2 separate regions of the Homo sapiens genome follow, and region 1 is linked to region 2. A link is a contact called in ENCODE Hi-C or POLR2A ChIA-PET data. All regions are on one chromosome and are shown on one strand. Each heading gives the region's core, a stretch centred on a gene start or an enhancer-like site at or near the end of the contact. The rest is flanking DNA. Distances are from core to core; before and after follow the strand shown.

What was found. A loop is a pair of places that touch in the nucleus more often than their neighbours do. ChIA-PET counts read pairs that join two places held with the same protein, here RNA polymerase II (POLR2A). Pooled maps may share reads with other maps.
Region 1: a loop to region 2 is called in a pooled map, with 2.9 times the contacts of the local background. The contact joins the promoter of FAM53C here to the enhancer-like site in region 2. A Hi-C loop is called at or near these places in 1 of 50 pooled maps. POLR2A ChIA-PET finds 5 or more read pairs at or near these places in 2 of 52 experiments (HEK293 and naive thymus-derived CD8-positive, alpha-beta T cell).

What each region holds. Positions count from the first base shown.
Region 1 is chr5:138,337,009-138,343,302 of GRCh38, reverse strand. It overlaps FAM53C (family with sequence similarity 53 member C), which reads right to left and starts at 5,037. Exons shown (of 5, transcript NM_016605.3): 1 at 4,996-5,037; 2 at 1,890-2,119; 3 at 1,437-1,494. The coding sequence starts at 1,967. LOC100128966 (a long non-coding RNA gene) reads right to left here. Exons shown (of 4, transcript NR_146628.1): 4 at 6,157-6,294. It also overlaps a transcript of CDC25C not described here. RefSeq lists silencers at 4,588-4,677, 4,728-5,077 and enhancers at 5,158-5,637, 5,808-5,887.
Region 2 is chr5:137,993,685-138,000,241 of GRCh38, reverse strand. All of the region lies in intron 7 of FAM13B (family with sequence similarity 13 member B), which reads left to right. Among named protein-coding and RNA genes, the nearest start is that of FAM13B-AS1, 36 kb to the left of the region's middle. Within about 2 kb of position 2,266, at least 2 of the 41 ENCODE cell types and tissues checked have a DNase peak (open chromatin) inside an H3K27ac peak, as active enhancers do.

The DNA of each region.
Region 1 (6,294 bases), core at 3,788-6,287, 340 kb before region 2:
CCTGGCTTCATGCTATCTGCCCACCTCGGCCTCCCAAAGTGCTGGGATTACAGGCATGAGTCACCACGTCTGGCCCACTACAGTTTTATGTATCCAAACAAGATTAGAAATAACCTAAATGCACATCAATAGAAAACTCATTAAATAAGCCACTGTACATCTATGCAGTGTAATAATATGTAGCTATATATAACAAGGGAATGAATACTCAGCATTCTGATAGGGAAAGATCTCCTAGCTATATTAAAGTTTTTTTTGTTTTTTGTTTTTTTTTTTTTTGAGATGGAGTCTTGCTTTGTTGTGCAGGCTGGAGTGCAGTGGCATGATCTGGGCTCACCACAACCTCCACCTCCTGGGTTCAAGTGATTCTCCTGCCTTGCCCTCCCGAGTAGCTGGGATTACAGGTGTGTACCACCATGCCAGGCTAATTTTTGTATTTTTAGTAGAGACAGGGTTTCACTGTGTTGGCCAGGCTGGTCTCGAACTCCTGACCTCATGATCCGCCCACCTCGGCCTCCCAAAGTGCTAGGATTACAGGCATGAGCCACTGTGCCCAGCAATTTTTTTTTTTTTTTGAGACAGAGTTTTGCTCTTGTTGCCCAGGCTAGAGTGCAATGGCGCAATCTTGGCTCACCGCAACCTCTACCTCCTGGGTTCAAGTGATTCTCCTGCCTCAGCCTCCCGAGTAGCTGGGATTACAGGCATGCGCCACGACGCCTGGCTAATTTTATATTTTTAGTAGAGATGGGGTTTCTCCATGTTGGTCAGGCTGGTCTTGAACTCCCGACCTCAGGTGATCTGCCCACCTTGGCCTCCCAAAGTGCTGGGATTATAGGTGTGACCCACTAGGCCCGGTCCCATTTTTTTTTTTAAAGGTACAAAATAATATATAGTATGCAACCTTTTGTGTTAAAAACGTGGAAATAAAATAGATGCAGCTAACCACCATGGCACATGTACACCTATGTAACGAACCTGCACGTTCTGCACATGTATCCGAGAACTTAAAAAAGAAAGGAAATAAATATATACATTTGCTTCTTTTTATATAAAGAAATTCTAGTCACATATACTGTATAAGAAACTAATACTTTTAGGGAGGTGGTAGAAGCTGGGTAGATAGGGAACGGGAGAGTAAGAGAGACTTTTCTCAGCATAACCTTTTTGTTGTTATTTTTTAAATTTTGAACCATGTGAATGTATTACCTATTCAAAAAATTAGATTATACAAGTCCCCACAAAGCTAGAATAAGAGCAAACCAACCAGATAACTTTCATGCTAGAACATGAAAGACAACTGTCAATCTCAGAAGTTGACCCTGGCAAGAAGGTTCTAGAGGTAGGCTCGCTAGCCCTGGTCACTGGAAACCAATGATAGAAATGTGTGGAGAGAGGAATGGGTACACACACGTACACAAACACACACGATGCCTTACCAGACACAAGCTGGAAAGAGTTCCCACAGTTGGAGATGTCTGCATGATCAGGCAAAGGCTAAGAAAGAGAGAATATCCATCATGATTTGGATTCAGGACACACTGACAGATTTCTAGGAAGCCCTCTTCAGTTCTCCTCTGCGATTCATGAGCTACAGGGATGTTAGGGACATTAAGTGTTCTTCCTCTTGTCTTCCCAAAGTTAGTAAGTCAAACAATCCACATCTTCCAACATCTCAAACCCTTCTCCACCCAAGTTTTGCTGTCCCTTCTCTATCGGTGGAAAAATCCCTGCCCCCTTCCTTTTGGGCTGGGTTTTGAGCCATTAGTGGGCTCTTCCAGGTTAAGTACCATGATTCATACAGCACAGGACAAGAGTAAAGTAATAGCAACAATCAGCCTCAGAAAAAAGGGGGAGGGGGTCGTGGAGAAGCAGGAAGACTGGTCTTTTACCAGACTGATGCTGAAGCGTGTGCATTTCAGCTCATCCAGAGTCTGCTTCTGTAGCTGCTCAGTGATCAGGGTTATCATGATTCTCCCCAGGATTTGACTTGCACACTTTGGAGCAAATGATGGATGTCTTCCCTGTTGTTCTTCCAGACCTCACTTGTGAGCCGTCTTCTGCCACTGCAGCACCATTCTAGCACCATTGGGACTTCCCTCTCCAGTCATGCCTGCTGAGTCTGCCAATTAGAGGGACCAGCCCCAAGTGATATTAGAGATGCACCTGGTCCAGAGATGGAAAATGCATGGCACACATACCACAGCACCCCTAAGCCAGGCCTCTGGCAGACATCAATTGATCACAGCTCTTTCCAGCTAAGCCTAAACACAGCTTCAGAAATTATGAACTTGGCAGTCCAGATATGAAATAAAATAGAGTTGGCAATCAAGTTGAAACTTATTTGCTACCCTTAAACTGGTTCATGCTCTGTTGTTTCTAACTGGAATACCAGCACCACTTAGAAAACAGCTGCTCAAGTGAGAGAGAGGGATGCCCAAATGATTATTTCCATCAAGATCAGCCCAGTATTTTATCTTCCAGTCAGAAGTGAAAAGAGGTACCCTTCTCCTAAACTACAGAAATAGTAATAAGAGAACAAGGAAGAACAGTGGTTGTAGGCAAGACTTTCTGCTTTAGACCTGAGTACATAGGATTTTATGTCCTCCCACAGCCTAAACATCTGATATATTATTGTTTTCCAATAGATACAGTGTTTGTTTTCTTATCAAATGGGAAGATAAAGAAATGGTCAGGGTAATTCCAATACATTTCAACTCTACAGACGTCGTAAACAACAACTCCATGACTGTTCAACTAAGTTTTTAGCCTCATCTGATGCAAAGTCCATGGATACAGTTAACCAAGATTCTTTCTCGTGGTCAACTTCTGATAGAAGCAAACTAACTGTATCAGATAACAGGCTTCAAGCCCACACAATTACCTGAGGGGCCTTGCTCAAGGGAAAAGGGGAGGTTAAGCCAGTGTCTTGATTTTGTTCTATCTATTCCCGGAAATGAGCAGCAAGCTGACAGCTTACCAGAGAATGTGTGTAGCATTAGCTAGTCAAGAGAACAAATCATCAAGAAATCTAATTATTAATCCAATTTGCTAAGAGTTTTGACAAATCATTTAATACTCCTTGGCCTCAGTTTACCCATATGTAAAGTGGGCAGAATAATCTTAACCTGTCACAGGAACAATATAACATATTAAAATGTACAAAATGTACCATCTGACCTATAAAAATCAGGAGTCCACACAGACTACCATTTCTCGTTCCCGTTTGTGAATCTTCAAGGCCTCAGAATGTCAGAAGTAATGAAATCAATAAGATGAAGAAGGCAATAGGGTCCATCTCTCTGGCTGAATACCATCCTCCCTCACCTGCACACTAAGAAAAGCCCAAGAGGGCTCTTCCTTCTGTGACCTTGGGGGCAGATCACTCTACAAAAAAGAGGAATTATCTCTACCCCACTCACACCTTAGAAGGAGGGCACAAGGAAGAGCAAAGAGATAAACCTGGATGTACCTGGAGTTCTCTGGAAGAAAGGTGCAAGAGAAGTCAATCATCATTACAGTTAACTATCATTTTCATGCATAATTATTACCACCCTGAACAAAATTCTAGCTTCCGGGGAGCTCTCTTCAGCTGCTTCCCCTATATTCTTACGGGAGAAGCTAAAGCTTATATCACTTCTGCTCTTGGTTTCTTAACTCTGCTGCCCTCAAAGATCAACCAGAGAGGGAACCTAAGTGCAGGATTTTACCCTAGAGACCCCAGGCCTCAGGCTAACCAGCTATGAGGAGCAGGGAATGAAGCAAACTCTCCAGCTTTTCATGAGGCATTTGGACAAACAGCAAACTCCCAGCCACCTCTAGGATCAAGTCAAGACAGTGAATTTGTGTTTTTCTGCATTTTAATTGTTGGGATGTGGCCACACACAGTGGTAATTGGAACAATGCAACTACCACCACGCAACTGATACTCTCAGCCTGAGTTTCCTAAAACAGGCCAGGCTGCGAGGGGGAACAGAACGGAAGCCATAAGGAATCAAACCAGGACACAAAAGAAGGCAAACCAGCTCCGCGAGGGGCCTCCTCTTTCTCAAGCAGGCATTGAAAAAAGTGTAAGAAGCCCTCTCTTGCCGCCTTCCTTCCCCTTCCATTTTGTGTATCTGAAGGGTAGAGACAGCCCTGAATATTCACTAAACAAGTTAAAACTTCTCAGTTTAACAACTGGCACGGGGCTCAGCCCTTCACAGAGCAGCAGGCCGCTAGGCCCTCTCAGCAACCCCACCAGACCTAACTCTCAGTCCAGGCTTTCCCTCCACCAGCAGCCCCCAAAAATAAAGATCAGACCCCCACCCCATCTCCTATTGGATGGCAGTAACCCCTGACACTCCTGTTTCAGGGATGCTGAGGTTGTGCTGTACCAAGACAAGGTAGGATCAGGTCAGGCCAACAGGGAGGAGAGTCACAAACCCTTTGGGGACCTTCCCCTCAGGTCCCAGCCCCACACCTCCTGGGGAGACTGAAGAAAAACATGAGGAAGGCAGGGAGCTGCATGAACAGGTAGGTGGAGATCTGCCTGCTCTTCTTCCATATGGTTCTGGTGGGGAAAGGGGTGACAAGTGGGGAACACCCCTCCCCCCACCCCCATGAAGAAGCAAAAGGCTAGGCCCCTCCAATCTTCAACCTCTCCCTCTGTTGCCCTGCCTGTCCCCGCGGGGTGGGGCATGGGGCGTCCGCTGGTCCCCGGGGCGGGGGGGGGGGTGCGCCAGGGCTCGCTCAGGGGGGCTGTCGTTCGCCTCTTCCCACTAGGTTCCATCATCTGGCCGCGGGAAGCGAACTCAGGACGCAGGGGATGGGGAGGGTCTGGGACTTAGCACTCCGCCACCCCCTCCCCCACCGGGTCCCGTGCTCTCCCCGCAGAGGCGGCCAGCGAGGCCCGGCCGCGCGGGCGGTCGGGCTGGGGGAGGGGAAAGAGGGAAGGAGGGAGGGACGGTTGAGGTGCCCGCCCCGAGGCCCCAGCGCCACCTGCCCTCCACCACCTACCGCGGTTCCTCCAGCTCCCAGGGCCGCGGCCGGAGCAGCTCTGAGCGCTCGGTTCGCCCCACGGTGCCCTTAAAAGGCGCTGGCGCGAACCAACGAGTCCCTGAGGAGAGTAGGGGGACAGCTCCGGCTCGCAGAATCCCCCCAAGCCACCCATGGAGGGCGCAGCTCCGTGTCGTGTCTCTCTCAAAGTGTCTCTCGGACAGCGCTGTTGGGAACGAGCCTGGCGCTTTGATTTAGGGATGGGGGTGGTTTCCTCACTAACGAGTCACCCCCTCCAAAATATCGCAGAAAGTGGACGGCCCCAGTTGGAGGCACATCTTGAAACCCGCGGGGGAGGCCATGTCGGAAGAAGGTAAACAAAGGCATCGCCCCTGCCCTCCCTCCCTCCAACGGCCCAACTGCAGCCTCCCACTCGGTTCGGGCCGCGTCACGCAATTAGCCACAGTGCCCCTCACCTGCTCTGCTGCCCCGCCCTCCACGACCACCTCTTCGAAGGAATCCCCCTTCCCCCAGCAAAGGACCCGTCCGCGGCGTGAAGGCTGCTGGGAAGTGTGGTCCAAGCGCGGATTAGGGCCTGCTCGGAGTCCCAGGAGCCCCTCTTGCAGCTGCCGGATCGGCCTGAACCTTAAAAACCCAGGACTTATAATGGTTGCGGGGACGTTTCCACTTGGTTCTGTAATTTGCCCTCACCCAGAACACTTTGTAAAGCTCAGGATAGCCCAGGGCTGTTCACTCCCTCTCTTCTCTCTCCGCCCCCTCCCCCCCAGCAGGATGAGGTAATGGGATTGTGATTATGACATCATAGGCGGTTCAGTTGCTTGCGTTTGCCTGGGGGGAGGTGCGGGGAGGTGGGGAGAAGTGCGGTGGTTAGACTTTCCTTAAACAGAAAGGGAAGGAGGAAACAGGCAGATGGGGAAAAGATGTTGACGGCGCTATATTTCCACTTCAGGAAGACAAAACCACCTTTTATTAAGTCTCCACCACTACCACCACCTCCCACATGAGCCAAAATTTAAGTCTTTTTTAAAGAGATTGAATGTAGACGTTAGTGTGTGAAGAGGTTGGGTTGATGGTTTCTGGCTCTTATGTAAATTCGAGTCTCAGCTAGCATCACAGATGGTTTAGGGAGACAAGCAAAAAAGTGGATAAAGGAGAGGCTTTAAACAATGCGTTCGTGTTGTGATCTCTTTGTAATACAAAGTTTTCTATTTCTTTTTTTTAATTGATTGGAAAGTAGCAGTAATGCAAGTAATCTTCACTATTACACTTAGCAGCAAGTCCTCTGAAAGACATCTGTTT
Region 2 (6,557 bases), core at 1,017-3,516:
ATTTGTTGTAAATACAAGGTCTCGTTACGTTGCCCAGGCCAGTCTCAAGCTCCCAGGCGCAAGTGATTCTCCAGCCTTAGTCTCCTTAAAGTGCTGGGATTACTGGGCCTTATTTAGTGTTTTAAAGTAACAATAAACCTATCACATATTAGTGTAATTTTTTTTAAATGAAAAGTAATTGTGTTTTCTAATTCCCTAAACTTTTTTAGTAGCAATGTTTTACATTTTTGCAAACCTCTTGAATTTCTATCGTGAAGGATTCTTACATTTTCTTCTGCATTTAATCTGTTGCTGCTATGATCTGGAAGTTTTGGTATTAGGAAGTGGGGCCTTTGGGAGGTTATTAGGCCATGGGGGTGGGGTCCTCATGAGTTAGACTGGAACCCTTATAAAAAGCCTGAGAGAAGACTCCTTAGCCCTTTCACTCAGTGGTAACACAGTGAAAAGTCTATCAATGGGCCCTCATCAGACACTGAATCTGCTGCTGCCTTGATCTCAGACTTCTCAGCCTCTAGAACTGTGAGAAATACATTTCTGTTGTTTCCTAGTGTATGGCATTTTGTTATAGTAATGTGAATGGACTAAGAAAATTGGTGCTGAGGAGTGGGTGTTGCTGTAACAAATACCTAAAATATGGAAGTTGCTTTGGAACTGGGTAATGGATAGAGGCTGGAAGGTCTTGCACTCACCCAGGCTGGAGTGCAGTGGTGTGATCTCGGCTCACTGCAGCCTCCGCCTCCTGGGTTCAAGCGATTCTTCTGCCTCAGCCTCCTGAGTAGCTGGGACTACAGGTGCGTGCCACCACACCTGGCTAATTTTTGTATTTTTAGTAGAGATGGGGTTTCACCATGTTGGCCAGGCTGGTCTCAAACTCCTGACCTCATGATCTGCCCACTTCAGCCTCCCAAAGTGCTGGGGTTACAGGCATGAGCCACTGCGCCTGGCCAGAAAATTTTTTAAAATGAGCTGGGCATAGTGTCATGTGCTGTGGTCCCAGTGACTCAAGAGGCTGAGGTGGGAGGATTGCTTGAGCATGGGAGGTCCAGGCTACAGTGAGCCATGATTGTGCCACTGCACTCCAGCCTGGGCAACTAAGTGGGACCCTGTCTCAAAAAAAAAAAGACAAAAAAAAAAAAAGACCCTGAAGGCAATTCAGAAATCAATTACAGGCCTTGAGTGCAAGGGCCTGCGAGGAGGCCCTAAATGCAAAGGAGGGGCCACCAATGATGGGGGACCTTGGGGACCTTGGCAAGATTCCATTATGCCTGGTACCATACTCTTCTGCCACTTTAGGTATGGCTCTGGTGTGATAACAGGCAGCACCATCTCTACCAGAGCACAGAGTGTGTGAGCCCTAGGGGTGGCTACCTCCACCGTTCAAAGGATGGGGCTGCCCCGGTGACCCAGGGAAGAGGACCATGATGGGGATGGGATATGGTATATTGGTCATTTGGAAAAGATTGCTTCACTGAGTTCTGTAATCTTCCAGATAGTTGGCACATTTGTTAAAGTTCACATTCTTTAATATCACTGTTGATTGCATCAGAAGCATCTTTAAGTATTCAGGTGTTTTTGAGCTTATGGAGGAGGATACAGGTTTTCCAGAATTTTGATTTTTGCTTGAAAATTCAAATTTTATATTGTCAGTTTTTCTTAGAGTCTTAGTCGTTTCTGAGAAAATGTCTGCCAGTGTTCAAGTCCTAATAACCATGGTTTAGATGTTAGTCTTTCAAGTAAAAATGGTATTCCGTAATAAAAGTGATTAGTTTAGCTCTCAACAAGGTAAGTTATGCTGCAGAAGTGCTTTATGAGTACTTCCCTTTTACACTGAATATTAAAAAAGAAATGTACTCAAGGAGTAAGATGAAATTAATCATTGTTTTCTGCTTCTCTGTCACGGACTGGCCCCTTTTTAAAAAGTTTCAAGTGGCTGGTGAGGAAGAATGCAGTGGCCACAGTATTACTTGTCTGGACTTATGCTAAGACCCCAAGCAGCTTTTTCTACCATTGATTTTGCATCATCATTGTTGAAAACTTTAAACAACAATTTTAAGTTTATTTGAGCATTAAAGGATTCATGAATCAGGCAGCAGTCAAAACCAGAGGAGGTTCAGAGTGCTCCACTTTAGCAGCCTGAGCATTGGGGCTTTTATAGGCTGAAAGCAGAAGTAAAGAAATAACTTGATTGGGTAGGCATTTGCCTTATTTGGATATGATACAGTGGAAAGTTCCTAGTTAGAGGTTAGTTGGTGGGTTTTGATTAGTCATCTTACTGTTGACATTGGGTTTCAGTTCACTTATGTAGGAAGCCAAGGCACTGGAGCCATCTCAGCCTGATGGCCTCCCAATTTAAGAAATTTGAAAACATGCAAATGTCAGCACAGTGAAAAAGGCATACAGTATGAAGGTACTTCTAACTCTTTCATAGACGGTTTTGAAGACTCTCAGGTTTATAGACCTCTTTTTGAGAACCAGTGGTTTAAATGTTTGCTTGTGAGTTGTATTGATTGGTCTGTTCATGTATCTGTTATTTCTGCAGTTGTCATTAGCTATGTTTTGTTAAGATTTAAGCTGTCTTCAGAGTGGAAAAAATGGTGGAGTTTGGGGTGTGAGCAGCCTAGGGTGCATGAAAAAGCAGTAGTTTTGTTTGATTGATCCTGAGGTTCTTATCCATGAAGTCCATGGAAATCTCAAGATTGTTTCTAAATTGTTGTTTTATATCCACATGTTTATCATTTAGCTTTATATATATTATATATATATATATTTTTTGAGATGGAGTTTCGCTCTTGTTGTCCAGGCTGGAGTGCAATGGCACGATCTCAGCTCACCGCAACCTCCGCCTCCCGGGTTCAAGTGATTCTCCTGCCTCAGCCTCCCAAGTAGCTGGGATTACAGGTGCCTGCCACCAGGCCCAGCTAATTTTTTGTAATTTTAGTAGAGATGGGGTTTCACCATGTTGGGCAGGCTGCCCTTGAACTCCTGGCCTCGTGATCCACCTGCCTCGGCCTCCCAAAGTGCTGGGATTACGGGTGTGAGCCACGGCATCTGGCCTCATTTAGCTTTATATTTAAATGTACAAATTTTAGGGGAATTTTTACCTTTAAAAAATGTGAAGAGAGAAAGGAGAGTTCTAAAAGAGCTTTTACCTTTTCTTCCCTGTGCTTTGTAATCTTTTTCCTGTGTTGTATTGGGAAAGTTTATTTTGGCTTGAGGTTTAGGTAATTTTTAATTTATGCTCATGCTTAAGAAACCACAAGCCAAAAAAAATTACTTCGTGTTATAAAGTTCATTTAAAGTTGTGCTTCTGATGCCTTCCTAAAACTCAATTTAGAAAGATGAAAAATTGGGCTGGGCTCAGTGGCTCATGCCAGTAATCCAGCACTTTGTGAGGCCAAGGAGGGTGGATCACGAGGTCATCAGGAGTTCGAGACCAGCCTGGCCAACATAGTGAAACCCCGTCTGTACTAAAGATACAAAAAATTAGCTGAGCATGTTGGTGAGCGCCTGTAATCCCAGCTACTCGGGAGGGTGAGGCAGGAGAATCGCTTGAACGCGGAAGGTGGAGGTTTCAGTGAGCTGAGATTGCACATTGCACTCCAGTCTGGGCGACAGGGTGAGACTCCATCTCCAAAAAAAAAGAAAGATGAAAAATTGAAACTCTCTTTGTGGGTTGCTGATGTTAGGGCTTCATTCTTGTGAGTTCATTGGTTTCTGATGGTTCAATTTTAGATAAGGTGCAGGAAAGAAGGTGTAAGTGATTTAGGAAGAGCCATGGGTTTAGGGTTTTAAGACTGGTTTCTGGCCAGGCGCCGTGGCTCACGCCTGTAATCCCAGCACTTTGGGAGGCTGAGATGGGCAGATCACAAGGTCAGGAGATCGAGACCATCCTGGCTAACGTGGTGAAACCCCGTCTCTACTAAAAATACAAAAAAAAAATTAGCCAGGCGTGGTGGCCGGCGCCTGTAGTCCCAGCTGTTCGGGAGGCTGAGGCAGGAGAATGGCATGAACCCGGGAGGCAGAGCTTGCAGTGAGCCAAGATTGTGCCACTGCACTCCAGCCTGGGTGAGAGTGCAAGACTCTGTCTCAAAAAAACAAAAAACAAAAAACTGGTTTCCACTTCATTCTGTGGATCCCCTACTGAGAAAATATGCCTTCAGTTGACTAGAGGGGTATGCGGACTGTAGTAGTATCTTTTTTCTTTTCTTTCATCGAGTCATACAGTTTGCAAAATATTTCAGTTGACAGATTTTATCAGTTCACATTTTCAATATCCAGGTTCCACTTGAGTGTAAAAAGGAAGTCATACTTTGGTGGAAGTACCAGAAATGTTGGGCAGTAACAAGTAGAATTTATGCTCTGGGTCATGAGGAAATTTTATTAGAGTTAAAAAAAATGTTTTAAGTACTAGCACATGATAAATATTGACAGGTTCTCTCCCTCTTTTCCGTCTCCTGTAAATGATGCCTTTGATATTTTAAAGACTTGTTATATATAACTTATTGACTAACTTTGTAACAGTGAGAAATCTTTTGATATACTCTTGTCATAGGTATAAAATACTCCTAAGTTGATGGGGAAAGTTAGGAAAGGATTTTTGCTTTTGGTTTTAAAGGAGCATGAGGTTATTATTTTTGTTTTGTTTTATATGTTCATTTTTCAAAACCATAGTTTTTTAAATGGTAATTTTGGTATAGTTCTAGCATGACTCATCTGGAAGCTATCCAATTTTTAGACTTGAAACGTTAACCATAAATGCTTTTCTCAAATTGGATAATTGAACAATAGCACTATTTTGCATATTTTAGTAATTTCATATTTATAATTTATGTCCCTGGTTATAGTAGTTTGATTAATGAAAACAGATTGGTTTCTCCACTTATATTGGATTAGGCTTATATATTTTTGAGAGAAGTCTAGCTAGATTAAAAAGTTTGTTCCTCTTTGTCCACCTCCTGAAAAGTTGCAAAGTAATGAGGAAAAAAATTGTAGACTCTTGATTGGGTACCTCCTTGTCAGTAGTGACCTCATGTTGCAGTCTTTTTCCGTTTAAACTGCAGAGTGTAGCACAGCTCTACTGTGTGTAGGACTCAGCACTAATAATTGCTCAGCAGTTTTTATAAGCCTATCACCTTCCTTTACTGTGCTTTCAATGAAGTCTTTACCTGATGTTTTTGTTGGAAGGTGCCAGGGTATTCAGAATGGTTTCCAAGGCTGTGTTGCACTGGTAAAGTGATCTTTACCAGAGTCAGTTGAGGCTGAACTGCAATACTTTTATTGAAATATCGTTTGTAGCATTAAATATTTACAATTGGGAAATTAAAATAATAGTAGTTTCTTATTTTATTTGGATACAAAATATTAGTGACTGGAGTAAGTGGTTGCAAGATTGATCTTATGTTCTCAAGATGATTATGTCATCGTAGGCAGATTTGAAAATAGAGTTAATAGCAGAAGGGATAAAATGTCAGGGAATGACTATAGTCTTCAATGTTGTGCTTGACTGATGACTTTAAAATATATATGTCCCCTGTGATTTATTGTTTGTCTTTCTAGTCAAGGCTTCCTTGTCTAGGGGTTGAATGAATACAATTAGCATTTTTATGTGGTCTTTATGGCATCTGCCTATAGTACCTATGTAACTTGACCTGAAATTTCTCAGCAGTTATTTTTCTTGTGTCTTTATTTTAGCTCTCACATCCCTGTGATATCTATATATTTTAGCTGCAGATGCATAACTATATTGATATATCTTTTTTATTTCTATTGGTGTGTGTGAGCCCTGGCTGATATATCAGGGCTTTTTACCCACAGGATTTGACTAAAGTATGAAAATAAAGAATAATTAAAATCTGTGAAATCTGAAAGCTAAGTCAGTCCTTTTTGTCCTTCAGAAGCTCAGAGAACAAAGTTGTACAATTCATTTTGTATGTAGCCTTGTGGGTGACAACCTGACTCTTAAAGTAGAAAATCTATTTATTTGATTTGTTTACTATGGCTGGTGGGAGGCTCCTTATTAAAAGGAGCTGTTTATTTGATTGTCCCAGCATATTCTTCAGGGCTAAAGAATCTTTACTCTTGCAGTAATAATCGAGCTTGCTGATCACTACTTTTATATATACTTGTAGTTTTCAGTAGCAATTAAAAGGGTTAGGAAGCAAAAAAGATCAACTACCTTGTGATCTATTCAATTTAAGGCCACTGGAACTTTTGCCTCTTTTTGTCTCCTTTGAATAACTGGAAATTTTATTAAACTTTATTCTTTTTGGAGGCTGGATATAGACCTAGGCCAGTGTTTCTCAAACTTACTACTATGGATAAGAATCATCATTGGCATTTGTTAAAAATGTAGACTCTTGGGCCCTACTTTAGAGATTTGGAGTGGGAACTTGGAATCTACCTTTTTAAAAAGCTTTTTTCCTTGTTTTATTTTATTCTATTTATTTATTTATTTTGAGGCGGAGTCTTGCTCTGTCACCCAGGCTGGAGTGCAGTCGTGGGATCTCAGCTCACTGCGACCTCCGCCTCCTGGGTTCAAGCGATTCTCCTGCCTCAGC